Linked DNA regions of Homo sapiens: region 2 is linked to region 1. Evidence: read pairs that join two places in POLR2A ChIA-PET (ENCODE). Cell type or tissue: A673. All regions are shown on one strand. Links, peaks and the distances in the headings refer to the core of each region. The heading gives the core; the rest is flanking DNA.

Region 1 (7,562 bases), core at 1,344-6,343:
TTAGAATTTATAAATTGTTTTAATAATTTTTAATTGACAAAGTTGTACATATTCATGAGATGCATTGCAATATTTCAATATATATAATGAATAGTGATCAGATCAAGGTAATTAGTATATTTGTAATCTCAGACATTTATCATTTTTTGTGTTGGGAACATTCAATATCCTCCTCCTAGCTATTTGAAACTATATATTATTGTTAACCATAGTCATCCCACAGTGCTACAGAACACTAAAACTTATTCCTTCTGTCTTACAATGGTTGGCATTTTATTAGGGCACTAAAATGTAAGAAAAAAACTGGTTTAAATCTGTTCTGGTACAGAAATTTGGGGGCAGAGGATATTGTAATTTACAACCTTTTCTAGAAAGTAACTAATATTCCTGATAAAATGCTTGAGCAATTTTTAATGGAATTTAATGAGATTAAGAACCTCTATTTGGAAAATCAGAATTACCCTCCTGCCATTACTGACATTGGATTATCTCCATGACAAATTAATAAACTTCAACAAGGCATTATTTTGTTGTATCATTTATTTCTTTATCTCTTCCAAAAACTTTTTGAGTTGCTTTTTCCTACTTTTTCTTTTTTGCTTATGAAGCAAGTCTGAAATAAATGTGAATATATGCTTGCAATAAATTGCTTTAATAATTTGCTGTTATAGATGTATGAGGCATTTTTTCTGCCTCTCCAGATAATTTAGAGTCCCTATAAACAAATCAATCTTGATGTAAATTTGTCTTTAGTGTATCCAATGACAATACAATATTACCCCCCTGTAAGCTGCTGTATGGGCCATTCACTGCATCATATGCACGGTTTTTGTGGTTCTGCTTATACAGTTTCCTAGACTTAGATGGAGTTTTTATCTCTTGCATACTCAGAACATTAGTCTTACAGGCATAGCTCAAGATCTGACTATTCCAAAGAAATAGTTGATTATCAGCAAAGACTGTTTAGATGACCTTTGGATATGTGTGGATATTTTTACTTTTTAAGCTGTTACAAGATTGTGGGTGGCCAGGTGCCCAGGATTCTAAACATAGTATTATGTTGCCCATGATGCTATTAATAATACCATCTTCATTGAGAAATGGACCAACAAAATATCTCTTCCTCCCTTGAACTTTTATGGCCACTCATTGTCTCTTTTTCACCTTCCGATCTTCATTCAGGTACATAACACAATTCTTCTATTTTACTGAATTTTCCTTAATTCCCAGAGGTATGCTTAATTCATCCTTAGCTTTTTTAAAAGACAAATATTCAATATTTTCAAAGTAGCTTATTACATGGATTTTAATGTGTTCCATAACCACATTTACATTTGTTAACAAATCCAAAAAAAAAGTAAAGTTGAAAGTATATATTTTACACATTTCAGGTAAATTAGAATTCCACTCCATGCGAGGAAGGTAAAAAATATAATTTTAAGTTGATAGGGATTAAAAATCTGGTCAATCTGTAGACAGAGAAATTTCTAGGCAGACACACTGTCCTTTTTCAGCCCTGTATTTTTTAGACAGTAAATTTCTCATATCTATTCCTGACAAAATAAGGCAAAAGGAGACATATTTGATCAAGATTATTGTTATAACTATTGTCACACATAGCACTTTCCATTTCATTTCCTTATATTGCAAATAGAATACAAAGTAAGTAAACAAATATATTAGCTGTTTGAAGGCTAATTCAGCTGTCAGATTTGAAGTTATTCTTTTTTTACTTTTTTAAAAGTAACTTATAATACAAATTCAGCATTAAGAACAATTTAAAGCAACCTCATGGCCCTGAAATGTACTGAACATCAATTCTGAAATCTCCAAGAAATGTTCTGAGGCTTCAATTTGATGACATTCTGCTGAATTTAGGTGAGGCATGCTTAAATATTCTCTGTCATAGCTCTTTTGATGCTGGACAGGTCACTTTCTGTCCAAGGGAAGAAAAAACTCTAAAAGACAATACAAAACGATTCAATCATCCTTGTTAATGGCTGTGCTCTCTTCACCCAGAAGTGAGGGGTAATTCTGCTCTCTGCAAAAAATTCTCCTAGCTGCAAGTTTGCCAGTAAATCTGTGGTATACAGCCCAGAGCCCAGAGAGGGGGGCTGTGGAGTGGCAATTTACATTAACAATACTCTTCATATTCATGTTATGCTAATTAAGCAAGTACAGCAATCTGATGCAATGATGATACTTAAACTGAGCTCTCTAATGGCAATAATGTGCCTCAAAGGGCACAAGCCAGTGTACTGCCAATGAGTTTAATACACGCCTGGACAAGTAAAAGGTCAGGATGGTTACAAGGTGCCAATAAGTGCTTCAAAGTAGGAGGCCTGGAATAAGCCCAATTCTAGTCTCTTTAATAAAATCCTTATAAAGAGTTCCTGAGCTGACTTTCATTATCAAGTATTTTGCAAATATTCATTATGCTCATGTTTACTTCCATTGAGATAAATGGTATTGATCCAAATTTTCTGGCTTATAGCTGTGAACAACCTACCAAAGTATGCTATGATCCCATACTAAGTTTACCCCTTATAATACACATTGCTTTAAAATCGGGGATAATTTAGATAATTGAAGTGAACTCCTGAAAAATTTGTCCTTTCAAGAGTGGTGTAGAGACGAAAAACTAAGGCAGCTCATTCCTTTCCAAGAGTCTTTGCATTTCTGAAAACATTCAGTAATATGATCACCAAAGCAGAGGGTTGCAAAAAGGAGATCAAACCTGATCCTGGTGGGAGACTCATTTCTTATTTTTGAAACAGTCACATGCCCTTTTTATAAGTACAACTGTTCTAACAAATATTTGACCTTTTCTCTCTTCTCTCTGTCTCTTTTAATTGTTCTGCTACTTACTCTTTGGGCTTTCAACAGGAAGGATATTGTTAATGGCATTTTCTTTTCCACTTATTTTTTTATTTTCCTTCATCATTCAACTAACATATCCCCTCTCCACCAAGTTTTCAATCCTCCAAGGTTGTGATATTCTTGGTTAAAAAGCAACCTCAGTTTTAGCCCAGTGTGTTCACAATGAATATATATTCTGCAGAACAAAATGGAGTTTATTGTTAATAACATCATTTTTAAAATAGTAAGTTTAGCTACGGTGAAATATTCTTAAATTACAGCCCATGTGACAAGAAACTGGCAGGGTAAGAATAGATGAAGTGCTATTATAATTGTGATTTAACATTATTTTTAATTTACTCAATTATGCTTTCCTATTTTCCAAAACCTCAGCTACCATTCATCTCCATTTCCTTAAAGTGATTGTGCTGATCAGTTCCACTAGGTCAGCTTTGTGTTTAATAGACCTGGTTTGGAATCACAAAGACAGTCACTGTGATTGTATCCTCTCAAATAGAAGATGTTTAACCTCTGAAACTCGTTTTCTTCAGTGCAATAATTTGTGGTCAAACTCTCAAAAGTACAATGAGGGTATTAAAGTCTAACTCCAAAGAATGAACAAGAGGAAAATAAACCCTGCTATGCTGAGATTTCAGAGTGGTCAGAAGAATTTCTATATTCAAAAGAATATGTAATCATCATAAATGTAGCCTTTAATAAAGTCTGCCAGGATTCCTTCATAATGGTTGCCTATATACTGTTTTCTTTGCTTTTTGGTTTCCCATCCAGAATGAGGGAAACACTTCATAGCTTTTCCTTCCCCCTGCATTTCTAACATCAGACACATACTGTAAGTACACGGCTTCTGAGAAGCAATTAGAGTTAATGGGATTAAAAATCTAATCACACAACTGCTTTGGCTTGTATCTGCAGAACTGCATAGTAAAGCCTCACAATCCAAATGCACAAAAATGAGTTATTGCACTTGTCCATGGAAGGTCTCTGTAGCCCTTATTTTATCTGGCTTTCTCCAGGGGCAGCTTTTCAGGGTTTGATCAGAGAAAATGGCTGAGATTTACTTCTTACAACAGGGACATTTGCACTTTCTTGCTTTTAAACTGCTTTTGATATATGTTAAAGACGACAGCAAGAAAAGAAACAGGGGTACAACCAGGACAAGAATACATTAAAAAATACATTCTCTCGAGTACATAGTGATGGCAATCACCACAGAGATGCTCTGCTTTCTTCCAGGAATGTTCCTACTTTAAGCCGTTGAGAGAAACAGAGATGCTTCAGGCAAAGCATTATGGGATGTGGAGTAGTCACTGGAAAAGGCAGAGGAGTCTGTGCTAGAGTTTTCCTGGCCTTCTGTGACAAAGAAGAGGTTGGAATAGACGTTCTCGAAAATCCCCTTTGCCATTGAAATTCCATGAATACATAATGCTGAATGAAAGGCTGATTATTTATTTATGATGTAGATTATTCAAATTGTAAGATACTAGGATAAGATTTTTATTGCGGGAAAAAGACATGGCAAGAAACAACTCACCACAGTAAGAAGACTGACTCTTGATGTTCTTTAGCCCAGTAAAATAAAAATTAATAATAATAACAAGAAGCACAACATTTACTGAGTTATTTCAACTCCCTGGCATCTTTTTAAGAATTTTCTGTGTATTATCCTCACAACCCTAAGAGGCAGGCATTTTATTTTATTTTATTTGCACAGAGAGAAACTAAAGCAGAAAATAATTTTGCAATTCATCCAGCTTCACACACTGAAGTGCCAAGACCAAGATTGGAATGTGGGTACTAGGGCTCCAAACCCCAGCTATATTTACAAGCAAGAATACTTACTGAAGATCACCAGTCCATGTTGTTCATATGAGGAAAACTCTCAAATGCCCTAAATGCCCTTCACAAACACTTAAAAGTCTATAAGCAAAGAAAAATAAAAGCTGCCCTCAGCTTCTCTCTCTATTAGATTTACTTGCTCTCCCTCTGCAATTGAGTCATCTGAAACACTGCTGCATAAATATCTAATTTACTCTATTTTCCAAGCATTTTAATTGCCATCCCCCACAACTGTTGGGCATGCGCCTAGCCCCTCACCCACAGTCAATGGGTCTTGTTTGTCAGTGCATTCCTGGGAAATGTTCAGGCAGCAAGCTAAAATTCAGCATCATCTTAATTTAAGAAAATCATAGTTAGCAAAGTCGCTCACATTTCAAGGGCAAATATAAACCACTCTTAGATTCCAAGATCACCAATCATGTTGGATTCTCAAGCTTTTTCCTCTTCATTAGTTTGCAATTATACTCAACTATCATCAACACTCAGGAAGTAGCTAGCAATCACACTGAGAGAAGGATGTAAGATACCACAGGAAGTTCCTAACAAAGTTTCAAAAGGAAATCGACTGTATACAATGCAGAATATTTTTACAGTGCAGTCATGTCTTATACAGAGTTAGGTTATAAAGTCAATGATTAACGTGAAAATCAATGACATAAAAAGTACGCCTGAAGTGAACCTAAATCACTCATATGGGTCTATCTGCATGGTTTGTTTTAAACAAATCTCTCCTGATAGGGTGTATATGCTTAATGCTTCCTCTTTGTGGGAACAGGCCACAATTTCTTCTGCTGAGCATAGGATGCAACACTTTGCTTGCATTTAGGGAGTATAATTGCTTTAAAAAGTTCCATTTACCCATTCCTGGACAACTGCATAGCACTAAATTTATGTGTAAAAAATGTTTATTTGATGTAGCATCTAATACATTCATAAAAAATAGAGATAATTATTGGTATTAAGCCCTTATGTTAGTCCATTTATTAAATCACAAATGTAAATAATTTTTATTTCCCTAGGAAAAAATAGTACAAAATGAAACTATCCAAGTTCTCCTAAATAAAAAATAAATAAAACTGGAATAAAATAATTATTTTAAATCTTAAATGCTAATGCCTGAAGAAAATTATTTTAATCAGAAAAGTAAGAAAAGTTAGATATAAATCTTGGAGAGTGGCATTTCCTACATTTTTTCCCTTGTACAATTTAATTTTAATAAGGAATGATTCTTCCAACTGACCATTTTGAGATCATAAAATATTAATATCCTTTGACTAGTGACTAAGAAAAATCTCCAGATAAAGAGAAAAATCAACAACAAATGAGGCACAACATGGAAACAAAATGAAAATGAATTCTATCAATAACAACTACCTTTGATATAACATTATACAGTATTCCAGGACAATGGTTTTAAAGAGGGTGTAACATTATATAAAATGCTTATGATATAATAAAGCAAAATTTCAAAGTAATTAATGCAGTATGTATGGTTAGTTATTCAATATCCATTCTAACCTTTCTTATCTTAACATAACTTCAAACTGATTCAAAATTAAACATTTGCTAGACTGCTGTGAAGCTAGGGTTGGTCTTGTGACACATTTCCCTCATTGAGATATAAATGAAAGCCAATGGGAGGATCTTCCAGGGAAGCACTTTTTAAAGGGACAGAATCTTTGGGTGTTTATTCTGCCCTTTGCCTTTCCCCTTCTTCCTGCCTAATACTAGTCTCTCAAGGACCAGCCATCTTGAAACCATGAGAGGATGTATGAGAATCAAAGCTACGTGGTTAAGATGATTAACTGAAATGAAGACTATGGGACCTGACAACTAGCAACCCTGGACTTTTTTTATATGAAGAAAAATAAACAAGTAATTATTTAAACCACTATCTTTCTCAGGATCTGTTGGGTTTGAATGCAATCTACAACCAATATAAGAATTTACATGGAACAATGACCACAAAATACTCATATGCATGTGCAGTCACATGCACACACAGACAATACAGGTAGTCCTTGCTTTGAACAGTCTCATTATGAACAGATTTTAATTACCACAACTTAGTTAAATGACACCAGGTCCTCCTAAGATATAGTTCAAATTTTAGTTAACAAAGGATATTAGCAATGAGTTATCTCATTAAGTGAAAACTTCACTGCTAGCTATTTAGTCCACAAATCACTACACACAAAAAAATGCTCATCATAATCAATGACCAATCACATCACTTAATTCAAAATCTGTCAGTGATTGATCGACGCACGCTTGTTATTCCTTTCACACACAAACAGCAAAGCATATAGTTGTGTCACTTTCTCTCTCCCAGAGATAAACCCTATGATATTTTTCAGAAGATCATGGAAAAATAGAATTGACCAAGAAAGATGAAAAGAGATAATGAAATAAATGAAAAGAGATAATGCTGGCAGTAAAATTTCAGTCAAACCTAATGAGATTACTGAAAAAATAGCTGAGCATGAGAATATTGACACTGCAGCCATTTGAGAGACTCCAGATATGTAGCCAGTGAAACTTAGTGAAGACAAATTTATTGACATAAGAGAGGAAAGTGGTTGTGATGAAAAGGATGAAGATGTTCCAAAGAACTGATGCTAGCCAAAAAGAAAAAAAAAAAGCAAACTAAACAGAAAAACCCACTTCACATTAAATGAATGCACAGAGGTATTTCAAAATATTCGAAGCACAAAGTATGAAATTCTTGAAGCTGATTCAAGCTTAGAAAGGAGAATGACATTTTACGAGGGTATAGAAAAGATGATTACTCTATATCATAAGTTGTATGGATTTTAAAACGGCAACTATTCAAACTACGCTTGATA
Region 2 (7,562 bases), core at 1,572-6,571, 1.2 Mb before region 1:
ACACATCAATTAAAAACTAATTTATTTCTTAAGAGGTATCTGAAAGAATTGTGAACATTAAAAATCTGGGCCTTATTTTGTTTTTAACTCTGACCCAACATGGCTATTCTTGACAAAGCTGGTAGGCTGGGGATGCAATGAATGTCTTTTACATGAACACACAATATCAGGTGAGCACCTTTCGTGTTCAAAGCCTCTATTTTGTTATTGGCCCTAGAGTAACCTTAAAGGCCTGGGATAAGATGTAGCCACGCCCATATTAACTCTTGCTTTACCCATGTCGTTGAAAGTCTGTCTCAGCAATCCTTTTAGCTTTCATGGTTTCTTGGGGGAGTGTTCTTGGCATTTTTTGGCTAGACAGTCATTCCCTCTACTGGAGTGACCCTGTCATTGCAGAGACGCGTAAGATGAGCCCACTTGTACCCATCACCTAGTTTCAATAATTATCAATCTTTGGCAATTCTTGATTCATCTGCTGCCCCCCACCCCCACCCCCCGACTCTGGTGCCTCTCCTCATCGTGGAGGCTGGATTTTGTTGTTGAGCCATCTGAGTTAGTGCTTTGTGTGTGCATATCTTGTCCTCATGAGTGGACCTTATCCCATAGGCTAAGGACAGTTTGAAAAAGTACTTCAGTTAAACAAGTAACAGCTAAGAGACATCTGTGGGCAAAGATTTCAAACTGTCCAGCCCCAAGCAGTCTAGTTGTTCAGAGTGCAGGCTCTGGTGTCAGCTGACTTGATCGAAATTCTGAGGCCACCACTTAGTAGCTGTACCACCTTGGGCAAGTTACCAAACCTTCTTAAGACTCAGTTTCCTTAAAGAAGGGTAAAAATATAAACTACTTCATCTTCTTTCATGAAATCAAGGTCCAGTGATCTTAACAGTGGCCAACACATAATAGGCAAGCAGTAAATATCAATAACTGCTGTTCTACCATGGCTGCTGCTGCTACTGCTGTTGCTACTATTACTACTATTACTTCTGTTACTACGACTAACAGGATCACAGTGATACTCCCTTGCACTGACTGGAGATCATGTGACCCTCAAATTGTCCTGCAAGAGCTTCAGCTCTGAGGAGAGTTTATGACTTATCAAAAGGTAATACTTATTAATTATGGAATTTGGAAGCTAACTTGCCATTAATCTTGCTCTAAGATGATAAGGAAGTACAACTAATTTTCTGTTTTATGATGAAATGATGATTTCTCACTAAAAGGGTCAAAATAGCAGTGAACTGCCTTTGAAATGTGAAGGCTGGTCAGCCCCTGCCTTATTCTGTTACTTGGTCCTCTGCCAGTCATCTCATCCCATTATTCTTGTCAGATTAATGATCCGAGCCTCTCCCTGAGCCTTCTGGAACACATTGTCCTTTTCTTTTTCCCAGTAAGAATCCCCGAGGTAAGATTTCCTGGCTTTTTCCTTCCATCACAGGCCTTTGGGTTTTTCCTCACTGCCGAGGAGTCTGTTGTGACCCAGTACGTGCCTGCACTGTGCGGGCTGCTGAGTTCAGAAGGGCTCAGGCAGGAAGCCCCTGCACAGGGTAGGTGTGGGAATTAAGTGAATTGATGTGTAGAGAGGGCTGTGCCTTTTCTATGCCTGGCATGTGCTGAGGACTTTGTGTTCCAGCCATCCGGGACTTCCTTGGTATCTTTTTGAGTATGCGACTTCATGCTTGTGTAATAACACAAACTGGAATGGCCATTTCCCAGATGTATGGTGGCTGCTTGACAGGCACCTAAATGTACAGCTTCTGCATCTCTGGAACTGTCGCTTTCTAGAATTCACATTTAATTTCTCCCATATTCTCTGACCTGATCATAACATCCAACTAATACAGTATTTAAAGTTTGAATTTTTAAAGTGTTCACTATAATATAAGGTTATTGCCTTAAAGCATTTTTAATGTCTCCTTGGAAAGGTAGATGTTACTGCTGTCCTCATTTTATAGGAGATTGACTTTCTTGGTCAGGTACTTGGTTGCTGCCTGAACAAAAATGAGGACCAGGAGTCTCTGGGTCTTTTACTGGCATCCTTGTCGGTGGGTGAAACAGGCGAGATCGGGGGGAAGAGTGGAATGTGGAGACTCAGCAACGGCAGGGGTGAGACGGTCCCTTTTTGTTGCTACCTGGACAAATAATACATTGTTTTTACCCAGTCTGTTTTTGCTCTTTCCCCTTTGTATCTTTATGCCTCTGAGGCCCTGTAGTTTGAAATAAAAGTTAAGCAGGGGAGAAGTTAAGTTTGCATTTATTTCTTTGAGTGTAATATACATTGCCCACCTTGAGAATATTATTGTGTGCACTGTTTTTAAGAAAGGGCATTTTTGCTATCCTAATAGAAAACATAATGATTTTTGTTTTTTTTTAGGGGAAACACTCACTTTTACATATGTATAAATTCCCTTTTTCAGAACTTTTTATCAGAAAACAGAAGATTAAAGGGCCTGATTTAGACCATGAGAAACCCTCACTTTATTATGCAGCTAGAAGTGTGGTGGATAGGATAATGAGCCTGGTTCTGTTGAACACAGTCCAAATTCTCTGGGAAGAATGTACATTTCTATTGAACGTGGGTATAAAATCAGGAACTAATGTGTCTTGAGTGCTTCCTGTGTGTCAGGCTAGGTTTTGGATTCTGAATGCTTTGAGTCTCATTCAGTCCTCAGCACAACTCCATGAGGAAGGTACTATTGCATCCATTTTACATAGGAGAAACTAAATTACAGTGGGGAAGTCAGTTGCCCAGGTCACACGTAGAATAAGCGGTGTAGCCATGCTTTGGGTTTGGACAGTCTGACTCTAGAAACTGTCAACTCACATCTATGGGATTTCCAGGAGGAGGACCTTAAATCTGGATTTAAATGACCTCACTTTCAGATGGAATATACCCCAGCGATCACTAGCTCTTCTGTGTCTCTGCATAAATCGATTCCCCTTTGGGCCAGGGAACATATTCAGCACCTTCTTCCTCCTTGCTCCTTCAGGCTGAAACACAAGGGTGTCCCTGGTAAGGTTTCAGGGCATAGGAGAAGCAGCCATCTAAGCGTCATTTGGTATAGAATTAAGCTCAATAATGACACCACACTCTTTTCAGACTGGAAAACTTCAGGTTTGATGTAGTGAATTAGAACCTGAGGACAGCCTACTCAGGGTTTAAGAGAAAATGCTTTCCTTCTTACTGTACCTTCTATGCTTAGAGGTCCAGTGTGTGTAACTTCCTGATAATCAACTTGGATGCCTTGGAAAATGTAATAGGTTTTGCTGCACTGTGTGATAGAAGGGGGAGTGGCTACTCGAAAGTCATGTTCTTCCCACGGCATAGCATTTTATCTTCCAATTTGATGCCCTGTCATATTGTCAGGAAGAGCTTAGTGCTTTGGCAAATGACTAAGCCTGTTTGTCCAGAATTAATGAGAGACACTATTTTGAGCAAACAGAAATTCATATGAAACAGATCACTTTGAGGTGGTTTCTGCTAATCTTTTTAATCTAAGATTTAAAAAAAATAGTGGCTACTCTTGATGTTCTATAAAAATGTTGATTTCAACACCTTTGATTTATAAAGAACTTTGTAGAAGCTTACTACTACATTATGTAAGGTAGATCTCATGCTCATTTTCACTTACGTTTGCCTTTTAGGTGTGTGTGTGCTGTGGTTTGAATTTTGTGTGCCCTCCAAATTCATATGTTGAACCCTAATTACCAATGTGATGGTGTTAGGAGGTGGGGCCTTTGGGAGGTAATAAGATCATGAGGCCTAAACCCTCATGAGTAGGGCCAGTGCCTTTATAAAGAGGCCCCAGAGAGCTGCCGTGCCCTTCTACCATGTGAGGACACGAACAGAAGGCACCATCTATAAACAAGAAGGCGGGTCCTTACTAGATAGTGAATCTGCCGATGCCATAATCTTGGACTTCCCAGCCTGCAGAACTGTGATAAATAAGATTTTGTTGTTTTTAAGTCACCCAGTCTAAGGTATTTTGTTATAGTAGGCCCAATACACAAAGACAGTGCTTATGTGTGTGAATGTGAATTTCCCTTCCCTGGTTTTACATAACAGAAATAAAAACTGGTACTGAGCGAAAGCAGCCTGGAACTCTAGAAAGTTACCATCAAAATGCCTCACGTATGTGCATCCATTCAAATCAAGCTTATGCCCTGGGTTTTTCACTGTCCAAGGTACATTGGTAGAACTTTGGGTAGCATCTCTTATTTACTGGGAGGGAGATAATATCCTTATCAGCCTTGAATACATCTTCATTTTAAATCTGCATCTTGAACACTGAAAACCCCATGACTAAAAGTGCTAGGAAAACATGCAATGAAACTTAACTTGCTTCTGTCACTTAGGCGTTATCCATTAAGGAGCTAGAGGAAGATGGGCAAGGTGGTTGAGTTTTTACACCCATAGCTGCTAGGTTCTTTCATTTTCCTTCTGTGGCCTTTGGCCCTCATAAAGTGCACTTTGATGGGGAGGGTAGGGGTTTAAGAGTTATTTTTTGTGTTGTAGGGAAGAGAGGCTGCTGCTTTGAGCAAGGCACCCGAGCAGCGCTGGAGTCAGCTTCTGATTAGTGTGGGAAAGCGCTGAAAGCCCCGGAGGCATCCAATCAGGAAATGATGTCATCACATTTATGAGCACCTTGGCCCAGAGCATGGGCTCTGACACCAGACAGCCATAGTTCAGTCCTGGCATTGCTCCTTCTAGCTGTGTAACCAAGTTATAGCTTTAGCTTCTCTGTGCCTCATTTTGCACGTTTGTGTAATGAGAATATACTGCGGCATTAAAGGAGTTAAAACACATTTTATTTTAGAATTTGCTAACTCATTGCTTTCGTATTGAAATTGGGATGGTGTCCTCTAATTACTTAGGGTGTGGTAAGCTCACGGTGGCTAGGGAGGTGCGAGGCCTTAGGCACTCCATCTGACCTCCTGCCGTGTTATTTTGCTCTTTTCTTTTTCCCATCAGTTTCCTCAATATCACCAGAGTGAAGAATCTGCAGTGTAGATCTGACTGTATCTTCCTCTTGCATAAAGTTTATAAGCATTGTTGATGGAATAAAGCATTGTTGATGGAATAAAGCTCCAGCTTCCTACTAATGGCAGATGAGGGACCTGCCTGTTTTTCTGGTCATGTCTGCAAGTGCTTTCTGCTGTGACTTGAAATGCTTATAGCTTCTTGTTCAGGGTTCCCCTTTCTTACCTGAGTAACTTCTTTTCATGACTTATTCATGAAGAATTCTTTCCTTGAGAAACCTTTCATGATCATTTCCTCCACCATGCCCACCTGCACCAGGTTAAGCCCCTCACCCTGGTGGTTTGCAAGGGTTCTGGCCATACTCTAGCTAGCCTATGACACAGCACTGACATTGGGCCTTTACTTTCCCATCTTCCCTTCAGACTGGATACTTCCCAGAGGGAGAAACTGTGTTGTTCATCGCAGCATTCCCAGATGGTACCTGATACATGGCAGGTGTTCCTGAACTTTGGGTCAGTGCACTCTGCCTAGAGGCACGGGAGACACCCTGTCTCAGCAGCAGGTTATGCAAGTACATGTGCCTGTTGGTGGCAAAGAGAACAGATGTAAGGCATAGCTGAGAGTTGAAATGAGTAAGAATATATCAGCTTAGCAGGGAGGGAGGCAGAAATATTTTAAATATTTAGGTATGTATACTACTGCATATTTTAAAGGCTGAAAATAGTTTTTAATGGGGAATATCACTTCTGATTTTGGACAAGCACTGCCCTAGCCTGCAAGCCATGAGGCTAAAGTTAAGGAAGAGTGAAGCAGAGAACATGAATGAAGAGGCAACTGGTTATACTCAGAAAATAGAATACACATGAAAATTAAAATCTGTTGGGGTGGGGGGGGTGCAAGTGCTTTATAGTGAACCGAAATATTTGTTTTGAGTTTCAGGAACAGTTTATAACTATGTGAATTATGGTTTGATGAATTACGACAAAATTCTCATACATGAATTTTTTTTTGGCATAAGTGAATAAGGACAGTAAATTAATGTGGCTCCCTGATTTTTGGTATCTCGACAAATGGTAACATTTGATAAGAGCTCTAGAATGAACCAAGAATGTACTCAGTTCTGGAAACTGAGTTTTTCATTCCAGCTGCACACCATCAGTGAGAAATACTTGGGGAGATTGTAAGCAGCTTCTCATGCTTTAACAGCTGCTAGCAGTTGTTTGAGCAACAGCTTAAGGAAATGTTACTGGGTGAACCCGGTGGAGGAGAACCACTTTGCTCTACTCTCCTGCTGGAATTTTTGCTCAGCTCTGCACGTTTAGCTGCAGGGGGGACAGGGTTGAGCTTCACAGAAGAGTGTCTAGGGGGGCATGAGGCAGATGGGACTCAGTCTCCCTCCTTCCCTCTCTTTTTTCCTTCCTGTAAGGGCCTGCAATTCATTATTAAATTAAATTTCACATATTACCAAATACTATGGAGGTCTGCCTAAAATAAGAGTTTTTAGACTTGAAAGCAGAGCAATTCGGTCCTTTGCTTATTTTTTCGTTTATTTTTCTTTTTCCCAGAACCTCCATTTGTATAGCCTGCTCCTTCTGTGGGAGAAAAGGTAAACATTAGATGTTTGGTTTCAGTGTATCCTCAGTGGTTAGTTGACAGGTATTTATTGAGCATTTGCTATGTTCTAGGCACAGTCCTCTCAGCTGACACAGTGGTAAGCAATGGAGACATTGTGTCTACTGTCATGGAGTTTAGGTGACACATTAAACAGTCAACTATATAAATTTAAAAAATGTGTTAAGTGTGAAGGGAATGCCTATACCTGGGTAACTTAAGTTATCCACATTAGGACTAGTTGAATAGGTTGTAATGGGGATAAATTTTAAATATGTATTGTAAATAGGTTTTGGTCAATAACATCTTATAAGTTACTGCATGTATCATATGTTGATTACAGATTTTTAGGACATTTAAATAGTGTTAACCTGTGTTTACATTCTGTGGAATATGATTTAACACTTGATTGTATGTAGTACACTTGAGGACACAGTAGCCAGTCTAGGCCCCCAGTGGTCATTAACTTACTGTCCTTACCCTTTGCTGGCCATAGTTTGTATCACCTGTAAAATGATGTGCTTAGGCTCTCAAATTTCCTTGCAACTCTAACAAGTGGATAACTTTAATAGAGAACTCTATGACCCCTGTGCTCCTGAACTGTGCTTCTCACAGTCTTTCCCAGTTCTTTTAGTGGGAGAACCATTCTTCTATTGAATGGGCCAGAAATCTTGATATTCCTCGATCCTTGTCGTTCTCTTGGACCCTACATCCTATCCAATATGTTAGTAAATCCTATGGTTGACCATATTTCATCAGCTCCCTGCTGTCATCCTGGTCCACAGACCCATCAGTTCTTGTTTGGATTATTATGGTGGTCTCCTAAAAGGACCTCTTCTTCTGCCTTTGCCCCTCTGTGGTCTGTTCTCTACACGGCATCTGGATTAATGCTGTTAAACTAAGTTGACTTGTATTATGCCTTTCCTCAAAACCCTCCAACCCCTTGCCATTTCAGAGTGAAAGTCAAAATCCT

Evidence for each region. ChIA-PET counts read pairs that join two places held together with the same protein. Peaks named below come from ENCODE experiments on the same cell type or tissue, not always from the same donor. Only the 100,000 strongest peaks of a DNase experiment are listed, where the experiment ranks them.
Region 2: POLR2A ChIA-PET joins it to region 1 with 7 read pairs; 1 of 35 experiments calls an interaction of 5 or more read pairs at or near these places.

The regions. Positions count from the first base shown.
Region 1 is chr2:166,955,611-166,963,172 of GRCh38, reverse strand. All of the region lies in intron 2 of XIRP2 (xin actin binding repeat containing 2), which reads right to left. Among named protein-coding and RNA genes, the nearest start is that of XIRP2, 71 kb to the right of the region's middle. RefSeq lists an enhancer at 1,898-2,399. In A673, for the core only: no CTCF peak of the experiment used is centred there; DNase peaks (open chromatin) are centred at 2,142, 3,742 and 5,202; H3K4me3 peaks cover 743 bases; H3K27ac peaks cover 4,915 bases.
Region 2 is chr2:168,153,872-168,161,433 of GRCh38, reverse strand. The region is part of intron 5 of STK39 (serine/threonine kinase 39); the gene reads left to right. Among named protein-coding and RNA genes, the nearest start is that of STK39, 90 kb to the left of the region's middle. In A673, for the core only: no CTCF peak of the experiment used is centred there; DNase peaks (open chromatin) are centred at 2,593, 3,333 and 4,613; H3K4me3 peaks cover 235 bases; H3K27ac peaks cover 3,635 bases.